2 separate regions of the Homo sapiens genome follow, and region 1 is linked to region 2. A link is a contact called in ENCODE Hi-C data. All regions are on one chromosome and are shown on one strand. The core of a region is the stretch at or near the end of the contact, and the rest is flanking DNA. Distances in the headings are between cores, read along the strand shown. Region 1 has its middle 140 kb from the start of PTGR3. Region 2 holds the start of TIMM21 (translocase of inner mitochondrial membrane 21).

Region 1 (4,726 bases), core at 131-2,630, 920 kb after region 2:
CTCTGGATCTGTAAAATCGACAAGGCAGAGGTGGGTCTTGAACCTCATGTTTGAGAAGTAAGCATGAGGGAAAGAACCTTCCACCCAAATGCCTACACCCTGCAGTCAGGACACAACTCTGCTTTTCTCTAGGCTGGACTCGAAGGATGCCCCCCTAAAGAGCTCACCAGCTGGAGACAGAAGACAGCCGTGGTCACAAAGCCCATTACCAGAATTAAATAAATCCGTTCTAAATCTCCCAGGCAAAGAATCATTTACTTCCTCCATGGCCCTGCATTTTCAATACCTTTTAATAAATTCTTTTAAAATGACCTAATTTCAACATGGCTTTCAACTTCATAAAAAGACAATTTATAACCAGGATAAACATGAACCTAGGACATGCCATTTCAGTCCTCTCCAGGATCTCACGTTACGCTTCAAATAACTTTTTAAGTGGAAGAATAAAAACCAACACAAAGTCAAGGTTTGTTTTTTAATTTCCACATTGAGCTCTGGTTTGAGCCTGAGCTTTCCAAGGCTGATCTGGGCTCCCTGCTTGTCCCGCCGGCGTCGGGCCCCTCCTGTGCAGGAAGCCGTCAGGGAGCCCCAGTTAGGAAGGGATCTCCCAGAGCAGGGCCACCTCTGTCCTCGCCTCCACTGCGCCACAGAGCCCCAGCAAATCTGCAGAGCTATCATGACTGATCTGTAAATAGGGCCATAACCCACGAATACAGTCTACCCCCAGTCTGGGCTCCCCTCTTTCACCTGTGCTCCTGCCGCAGTTGAAGGAGATAGAAGACGTTTTCATATCAGGATTGCAACATACGGCCCGTGGGAGAGGATGGTGATCCTAACCTATGCCTGGAAACGACGCTGCGAGTGACTTTTCTGGTAAGGGTCGGGACTCACAGTGATTGTCCAACGCGCAGTCTCTCACCCGTATTCAGAATGTCCTGGGAAACAGGCGGGGCTCTGGCTACGAGGCCACATATGTCCCACCTCCCCTGACCCCCCGCATGTCACAGGGCTCAGGTGCCTTTTCCTTTATCTCTAATTCCAGCTGTAAGCTCATGCCCCTGCACACAGCCTCTGCGTGTTCATCTTCAGGCCCTGAGCTTCTTGTGCAGCTAGGTAGGCGCTCAGCAAGTTACTTTAAATGGGTGGATAAATACATGGATTGTCAATTCGTCATCAGTTTTTCCTGTTTGCTTACTCACCTTCCTCTCTGTTGGTTTAGTCATAATGTTCTCAAATAACAAAAGCCTTTGGCAGGAATTGAATCAGATGAATGCACCGTGAACACACTGTCTTTTGGTCACGCTGGTTCAGAGCACGTCCCTCTACCTACTTCCACCTTTTTCAAAAACATTTCTTGATGAGCAGGGCCCTGAGACCAAACTTCACGGCAGACGCTGGATCTGAGTCACACTGTCTTGTCATGTGTGGTCAGGTGACCTGCAGCTTCCACCAGCAGGAAGAGATGCTGGGAGAGGATTTCCTCTTCACTCGCAGTCATCGTCATCTGAAGGGAAGCCTGCAAGTTCGTTCTGTTTCTAGTAAGATTTGTCTTTGCTTATGTCCTGGCTTCTTCCTCGCCCTGCAGACTTGGGCCAGTGCTGTTCACTGCACAGTTATTCTTTCCTCGACGTGCCGTGCAGAGAAGGCTGGTGTTTTGGGTAGTCTTGAACAATGGGGACTTCCTCTTCTCTAGAGAGAGCTCTTTGACTATAGGCAGGAAATGCTGCACGGGAGCCTGGTTAGCAGGGGTGCTGTGGGCCCCGGGCTGCAGGGCCTGCTATGCATGCAGCAGCATCTCGTGACGGGTCATCTCCTGGTGCGTCCTGTGATGAAGCAGGTGCGCCACAAGCCAGAGAGGAGCACCAGAGGGGAAAATAACACCCTGTCCATCTGACTGCAGAAGGCATGCCCCTCACATCTCCGTGCCTCTGCAATCGAGACACAGCGAGAGTGTCTCAGATGTAACGAATACCATAAATCTGTGTAAAGCAAGTCCTGGGGGAAGAAGAAGTATGGGGTCTCCCTTGGAAAGGACAACAAATATGCCACAGAATGGCACCCAGCACCCCTGAGGTGAGCCCAGCAGGCTGTGGACGGTGCTGAATTTCCAGTTACTTCTTAAGGCCTAAAGAAGATGGCTCAGCATGCTCCTGGCCTCTAATGCATTTGGAGTGGGGCAAAACACACACCTTCTCAGTGAGAGGGACTCAAGAGGTCCCAGAGGTGCAATCCTAAAATGGACAGGCTGCTCTTGGAGAAAAGGCGCCCTCCAGGCCTGGAAGACTCTAGCAGAGGCTGGTGGGCTCGATAGAGACACACAGTCTAGAAGGGCGTCCTCGCCGGGCCCGCCTGGCCCTGGGGCCACCAGGGCGTGTTCTGCAGTTCTGGGAAGCGGATCTGCTGACTGGGTCCTGAGCTGAGAACCGTGACTTCATTCCAGGCCTTCGATTTTATGAATAAGAGCTGGCCTCGAACTGCTGTGATGTCAGAGGAGTCACCTGTGCATCCTGAGGCTAGTGGGTCCTCTACAGAGTGAAGGCTGAGAATAGATAGACCCTAATATTAACACCAGCTCTAAGCCCTTTGATGATGTGAACAAGTCTCAGCGAGTGTCCGTGAATTGTTGAAGGAGAGTATCAGAAAGACAACACGGTCTGGACGTGGCAGTGATGGCAAAGTGTCCCCAAAGAAGCTGAAATCCATATAAGGTGGCCTTCTGACAGGTGCGTAGCGAGTCTTAGTTACATTGAGGGCAGAACGTCTCCCAGAGCAGCGAGCGTGGACTGTAACCTGACTGAACACATTCAGGAACCTGGAGAGAGGACGCCAGAGCCCGTGGGTGGCCGTGGGAGGACAGGGGAAGGAAGGCTTAGAGAAGCAGCCGCAGACGCTCACGGCAGGGCCGTGCAGGCAGAGGCATGTGGCCGAGGCCCCCACACTCCCTGCACGGAGAGGCTCCCAGCAGCCCAGTCCTCTGCCCTGGGGGTCCTCAGCCAGGTGGCCTGGCCCCAGGGGACAAGTGGCCATGTCTGGGTTGCCACAACTAGATGTGTGGTGGGTGGAGGCCAGGCCACTGCTGAGCCCTACGGTGCCCGGGATGACACAGCCCCTGTGCACCAGAGTCCGGGGAGACCCGCCCCAGGTCCCTGCCGCCTATGTGCCCTCATCTGGGCTGGCTGTGTCACTGGGCGCCTCCAGTAAGAATGTGTGGCTCTATGTCTAATGCAGAAATCAGCTGGCCTGCTGGCATTAGCTCCACTCCTCTGAGGGAAGGAGAGAACTGGGATTCGCTGCACACCAGGGTAACGCATCCCCGCCTGGGCGCACTTGCACGGCCAGGTGAAACCCTGGATATGGGGAGGCTGGTGGGCCACATGCCGTCTCCTGGGGCCTTCAGGTCGCACCCTCTGGTGGTGGGAGGTGAAGGCGACCGCCCCACCCATGCCCAGGAGAAGCTGGGGAGCTGGGCTGCAGGACGAAGTGAGTCCAAGCTGTGCCCCAGCCCGGGCTGCTCGTTAGGGTTGTGACACACACCGCTGTCACTCCTGTTGAAGATGGAGCCTGGCAGAGGGAAGGGGAGTCCCTCCTGGAACCTGAGGGGACAGAGAATGAAGCAAGGGGTGAAGGCCCGACCTCCTCCCAGCAGCATGGAGCGTGGCAGGGTGGCCTTCGCAGGGTCCAGCCTGATGGGGCCAAGGCCCCAGGACCCTCTGTGGCTCATACCACATACATCTGTGTTTCGTTTCTGTTAAGCCAGTGACACATCCCAGCTCTTTATCCAGAGGAAACCCAAGCAGGCTACCAAGAAGGAGGAAGATCACTCGGTCCTGTGCCGTCAGGTTCCAAACATGACAGCACACAGCCATGAAGCCCTGCCCCATTCAGCCAGCCCTGTGCAAAGCTTTCCAGATACATGACCTTCCCTACTGCCTCCTGAACCCCACGGGACATGTGGCATTAGCCACACTTACAGAGCCTCAGAAAGGCTAAGCAGCTCGCCCAGTGACACACAGTGGAGGTGACAGGGCCCCATCCCCAGCTTTAGGTCACGGCTTCCCTCCTCACTCATACGAACAGCGGACACCACATAGAACAGAGGCGCCAGGCCCTGCCCGAAGTGCTTTAATGCATGATGTGCTTCAGCTCTGTGTCCCCACCCAAATCTCATCTGGAATTGTAATCCCCAGGTGTTGAGGGAGAGGCCTGGTGGGAGTGGAGGGAGAGGCCTGGTGGGAGGTGATTGACTCATGGGGGCGGTTTCCCCCATGCTGTTCTCGTGATAGTGAGTGAGCTCTCACAAGATCTGGTGGTTTTATAAGGGGCTCTTTCCCCTTTGCTTTCTCTTCTCTCTCTCCTGCCACCATGTGAAGATGGTCCTTGCTTCCCCTTTGCCTTCTGCCATAACTGTAAGTTTCCTGAGGCCTCCCCAGCCATGTGGAAATGTGAGTCAATTAAACCTTTTTCCCAGTCTTGGGTATTTCTTTATACCAGGGTGAAAATGGACTAATACAATGCACAACTCACTTCAGGCCCCAACAAGTTTCTGAGCTCAGCGCTGTGGATATGGACCCATTTTACAGATGAGTGGGACAGGGAGGCAGGCCCCTCACCGGGTCCCACATTCATAATGGCCAAAGAAGCCCTTGAGCCTGGTGGTCCTGCCCGAGACATCTCCCCATCTCTGTGCCAGAGGCCTTTCAGAACATGTGGCTCTCGGGTTCGTTGG
Region 2 (4,448 bases), core at 1,014-3,513:
TCTAATTTTCCACAGCGATATATTAAAATAACCACCTGCTTTGACCATAGTCAATCATTCTATTTTTAGCAGCGGACTTTTCTTTACCAAAAATAATGCATACATTTCCAAATCAGCTTGAAATGCAGGTTCCCATGCCAGGCATAATGACAGGCCCTCTAATTATATCAATCCAGGAAGTTCACTCAACTTACAAAGGATAAAAGATTCATCATATAAAAATCATTCTGCTTCCCCCTAATAGAGCACTATGTAAAGACTAATTTTAGTAATAGCAGCAAATTGATTAAAAGTTCAAGTTTCCTATTTAAATTCCTGCTTTTTCTCCTACATAAAAGAATTTTTGCAGGCATTGTCACCATTCTATTTGTGACAAGGCTTGTGGTATGTCTAGCATTATAGGTATTCAATTAAGAACTATTATCACAGCACTAAGCAACAGGGCTGGGCTTCTGAAAACAGGTAAGTGGAAGTAATGGAGACCTAGAGAGGACACAGGACATAGTTCTGGAGATTCAGGGGGAAAAAACAAGTAGTTCAACTAGTATGTAATAGACTCCCTTTGTGTGCTTAAACATAGACCATTGGTTTATTAGAAGGCAAAATATGCATGACTTTCCCTATTTATAAATCAAGGAGTCTTACAAGCAGAAAGATAATCCTCAAGAATGTAAACCATTCTTGGCATTATCCCTCCATCTGTAAACTAACTGCAGTGATGGGTACACAGCTAGGGAACAGCTCACGATATAATGAGAGGGATTTCATAAGGTACCATTATGCATGCTGATACTTCTGATGCACTGGCTCATTTTACTTCTTCACGCTGAAGATGCTTCTGGAAAGCAGATGAGCAAGACCTGGCAATGTAGATGGCAACTTAGCCTTGACGTTGGAGGTGCAGAAAGTGCTGCCCCCCACCCGCCAGACCAACCTGCCTGCCCGAGGTATCTGCTTGGGGGATGAGGGTGTCAACTGATAAGGTTTTGATGAACAGACTCTACTTCCCTAAGTTGTAAGGTCATGAAAAACACGAAGGGAGATTCTTGGTTACAGAAGAGCGAAAATACGAAGGCAGGGGCGGAGCACACGTGAATTTAGGGCACGCATCCCGGAGAAACGACCTCTTGGACCTGCACCTGTCCTGGCAGGTGCGCGCATCCCCGGCCACAGGCGCCGCAAGAAAAAATATTTCCCCGAGAGGCTACTCTATTTGTGTCATAACTTAGGGTACCCCACGTTGCAGGGTAGAAAGGATTTCCTCCGGTCGTTCTTCCATACCCTTCTCACGTTGAAGACGGCCACGGGCCTTGCGCCAAGCTGGACGAATAAAATACACGGTGAAGAGAGCGGGGCCGCGCAGTGACGGGCTTCCCGCCAGGGGACCCCACCCGCAGGCCCTACAGTCACCTGCACCCAAAGGCCCTGGCGCGCCCCCGGGCCGCGCCACCGCCCCTGCTGGGCCCGCGCAGCGTCTGGAGGCCGAGCCAGTGCTGCTGCAAGATCCGACCGCGTCCAGTCGCCATAGAGACAAGGAGTTCACCACAGGACCGCGCCAGGGCTGAAACGAAGAGTGCACGCACCGCCCCCACGCCCGCACGTCGCCACACCCCTTATGCGCATGCGCGCGTGAGCAAAAGTAACGGTATGCCCACCCTTGCGCAGACGGCACCGCGCCAGACACCCGCTCACAGAGCGGGCTTCTAGAAACTTCCGGGCCTCGGCTTCCTTACCCACCCCTAACATTCTGCCGCCTAGGGCGCCAAGCCAAGTTCGCGGCTTAACCATTTAGGAAACCGGTGCCTGCTTTGCAGCGGCCTCGTTCATCCCCACTTGCTGACTCTTTATTGTCCAGTTTTTCTGAAAACACAGTAAAACGCAAAAACTAAATCATTTGCCCACGCGGAATTGGCAAGACCACAGTCCAAGGGGGTATTTCCCACTGTGCACAGTCCTCTCTATAAGGATCAGGAAAACACGTAGATTGTAACTGCTAATTTGGCTTTTGCAAGTCCCGCCTGAACCACGTAGGGTGGGTGGTACCAATTCCCCCACCAACACCCCACTTTCCGCCGCTCCAGGGACGCGCAGCGTCTGCGCCGACGCTGGGCGCGGAGGCGTCTGGGGGCGCGGGAAGGACCTGCGCCGTGCTCTGGCCGCCTTGAATTGTGGGAGATGTAGTCTCTTTTGCGCGCCTCTTTGCCGTATCCCAGTTAAGAGCGAGGTTTTCAAACTACTATTCCCAGGAAGACGGGGGTTTCCCAGGTGACTTTGCGAAGGCATGGCGGGGACACTGTGAATGTCAGCCCAGAAGGTGATCAGAGCCTGTTAATTAAAATGGAAAGAAGACAGAAGGGAAGGTAGACATCAGGTTCTCCCTGGAGACTTTTCGTTTTCATTTACGCTGCGGAAACTGACGTTTTTGCCTAACACCCCATGTAATGTAAACGTATAGGCTTGAGTACGTGTCCGGCCGCATGTGTAGTGAACCCTAAAGCTTTCCTAATTGTAGTTAGCATCGTCCCTAAGCGGAACGATTTTCCGTGAACATGATTTGTACTTTTCTACGAGCCGTACAGTATACGGAGAAGCTGCACAGGTCCTCGGCAAAGCGATTGCTTTTGCCATACATCGTGCTTAACAAAGCGTGCTTGAAGACTGAGCCCAGTTTGAGATGTGGGCTTCAATATCAAAAGAAAACGCTGCGACCTAGATGTATTCTTGGAGTCACCCAGAAAACCATCTGGACGCAGGGACCGAGCCCCCGAAAAGCAAAGGAGGATGGCAGCAAACAAGTGTCTGTGCACAGGAGTCAGAGAGGGGGAACCGCCGTCCCAACATCACAAAAAGGTAAAAAGGAGTACTTTAATGATTGGGCTTTCAACAGACATGACAAGAGCTGCCAATGCCCTTTTATACCAAGTTCACTGCTAAAGGTGAAAAAGCAATTCACATGAATTTTTAAAAACCGTTTAAACATAATTTAGAACTAGAACATATAGATCTACAGTTTTCTTCACAGATTGGAACTCAGATGTGAAAGTTGATCTTGAATTTGATATAACTTTTTTTCATTATGTTTGGGAAATTTTTCTCAAGTTATATTGGCTCTGTTACATATAATAAAGAGTAATTGGATAGGATAAAAAGAGAGAGAGAGAGATTATTGACTCATAACTGGTAGGGAAAACTTTCACATGTTACCTGCAGTAATAGAAAAACATAAAATAGGGAGGATGGAATGTAAGTTGTCAGGGAAAGTCAGAGATGTATTCACAGATATTTTAAGATTTTTTTTTAATGTCTTCATTTCGCATGTGATTTGTAGGAAAAAAAAAGACAAAGCAATTTAGACCGCCATGATTATACCACACGAAGATGACTATTTTTAACATTTTGCACTTTCATACACATACCTTTTAATAATTTTTAACCCAAAAAATTGGATCATACCAATTGTTTTAGAGTCTGCTGACTATGCCAAAAACCTAGCTTTTCATTCATACTAGTTCAGCACGAAGGAACAACCTGTATGCAGAGGTGAAAGGCATAGAAGTGGCAAACAGCATGTGCATCAGGTCATCTGGCTCAGGCAACAGTGCTCATGCTTGCACTGCACACCAGGCCTGCTTAGGGACCCCTTCCCTCATCTGCACCCCATTCAGACGTGACAGTCCTTGTGGCTGAGTGAATTGATGGGAGCAACATTCCCAAATATGGAATATGCTGCGTCCAGAATTCAAACAGGCCTATGAAGCATTGTGGTAGGAGGTATAGGGTACAATTGTCTTTTACTTGGGAGGGCATGTCTTGGCACGCCCCAGTGTAGCCCCACGAGGTCGGCTCATGTGTTGATGAGCCTCTGCATCTTTGTTGGACCCACCTCTCACACTTGCAGCTTCTCTGACCAAGCCTTCTAACACACTTGCCACTTGTTACTTATGGGCTCTAACATGATGGCATAAATATAGTAGACAAATGTGATATTCTCCTGAATGTCCAGAACAGCATTATTCAAATAAAACTTTCTGCATAGAAATGTCCTATATCTGTGCTGTCCATTTGGGTAGTTCCTGGCCACTTGTAGCTATTTTGAGCACTTGAAATGTTGCTAAAACTTGTGACTGAAGAACTGAATTGATTTAATTTTAATTAATTTAAAATTGAACTGAAATAGCCATGAGTGGCAAGTGGCTACTGTATTAGACAGCCCAGGTCCAGAAGGTTTCAGTCCCTTAAGACTGTTATGATAGAGGGTGAGAGAATTAGCAAATCCTGGGCAGGATCATAAACATACACTGTTATTATCTGTTTCATGTTACTACAGACTACTGCTGCTGCTTCTGAATAGAAGGCGTTCTTCAAAGCAATGGCCAATACCATGAGATTGTGTTAATGCATTCCCCTGTAAAGTTACCATTTGTGGTATTACATGTGTACCCCGGCTG

The links. Hi-C counts contacts between places; a loop is a spot of excess contacts on that map. Pooled maps may share reads with other maps.
Region 1: a map of naive thymus-derived CD4-positive, alpha-beta T cell shows a loop between it and region 2 (9-fold over the local background). The contact joins the enhancer-like site here to the promoter of TIMM21 in region 2. A Hi-C loop is called at or near these places in 2 of 168 maps with a recorded cell type or tissue (CD4-positive, alpha-beta memory T cell and naive thymus-derived CD4-positive, alpha-beta T cell) and 8 of 50 pooled maps.

What each region holds. Positions count from the first base shown.
Region 1 is chr18:75,069,736-75,074,461 of GRCh38, forward strand. No RefSeq gene overlaps it. Among named protein-coding and RNA genes, the nearest start is that of PTGR3, 140 kb to the right of the region's middle. RefSeq lists enhancers at 584-1,783, 644-1,144, 1,433-1,582, 2,863-3,363, 3,364-3,864. Within about 2 kb of position 1,381, at least 28 of the 41 ENCODE cell types and tissues checked have a DNase peak (open chromatin) inside an H3K27ac peak, as active enhancers do.
Region 2 is chr18:74,146,260-74,150,707 of GRCh38, forward strand. It overlaps TIMM21 (translocase of inner mitochondrial membrane 21), which reads left to right and starts at 2,264. Exons shown (of 6, transcript NM_014177.3): 1 at 2,264-2,850. The coding sequence starts at 2,550. It overlaps FBXO15 (F-box protein 15), which reads right to left and starts at 1,575. Exons shown (of 10, transcript NM_001142958.2): 1 at 1,411-1,575. The coding sequence starts at 1,526. RefSeq lists a silencer at 1,305-1,454 and enhancers at 2,145-2,264, 2,295-2,344, 2,425-2,514, 4,258-4,448.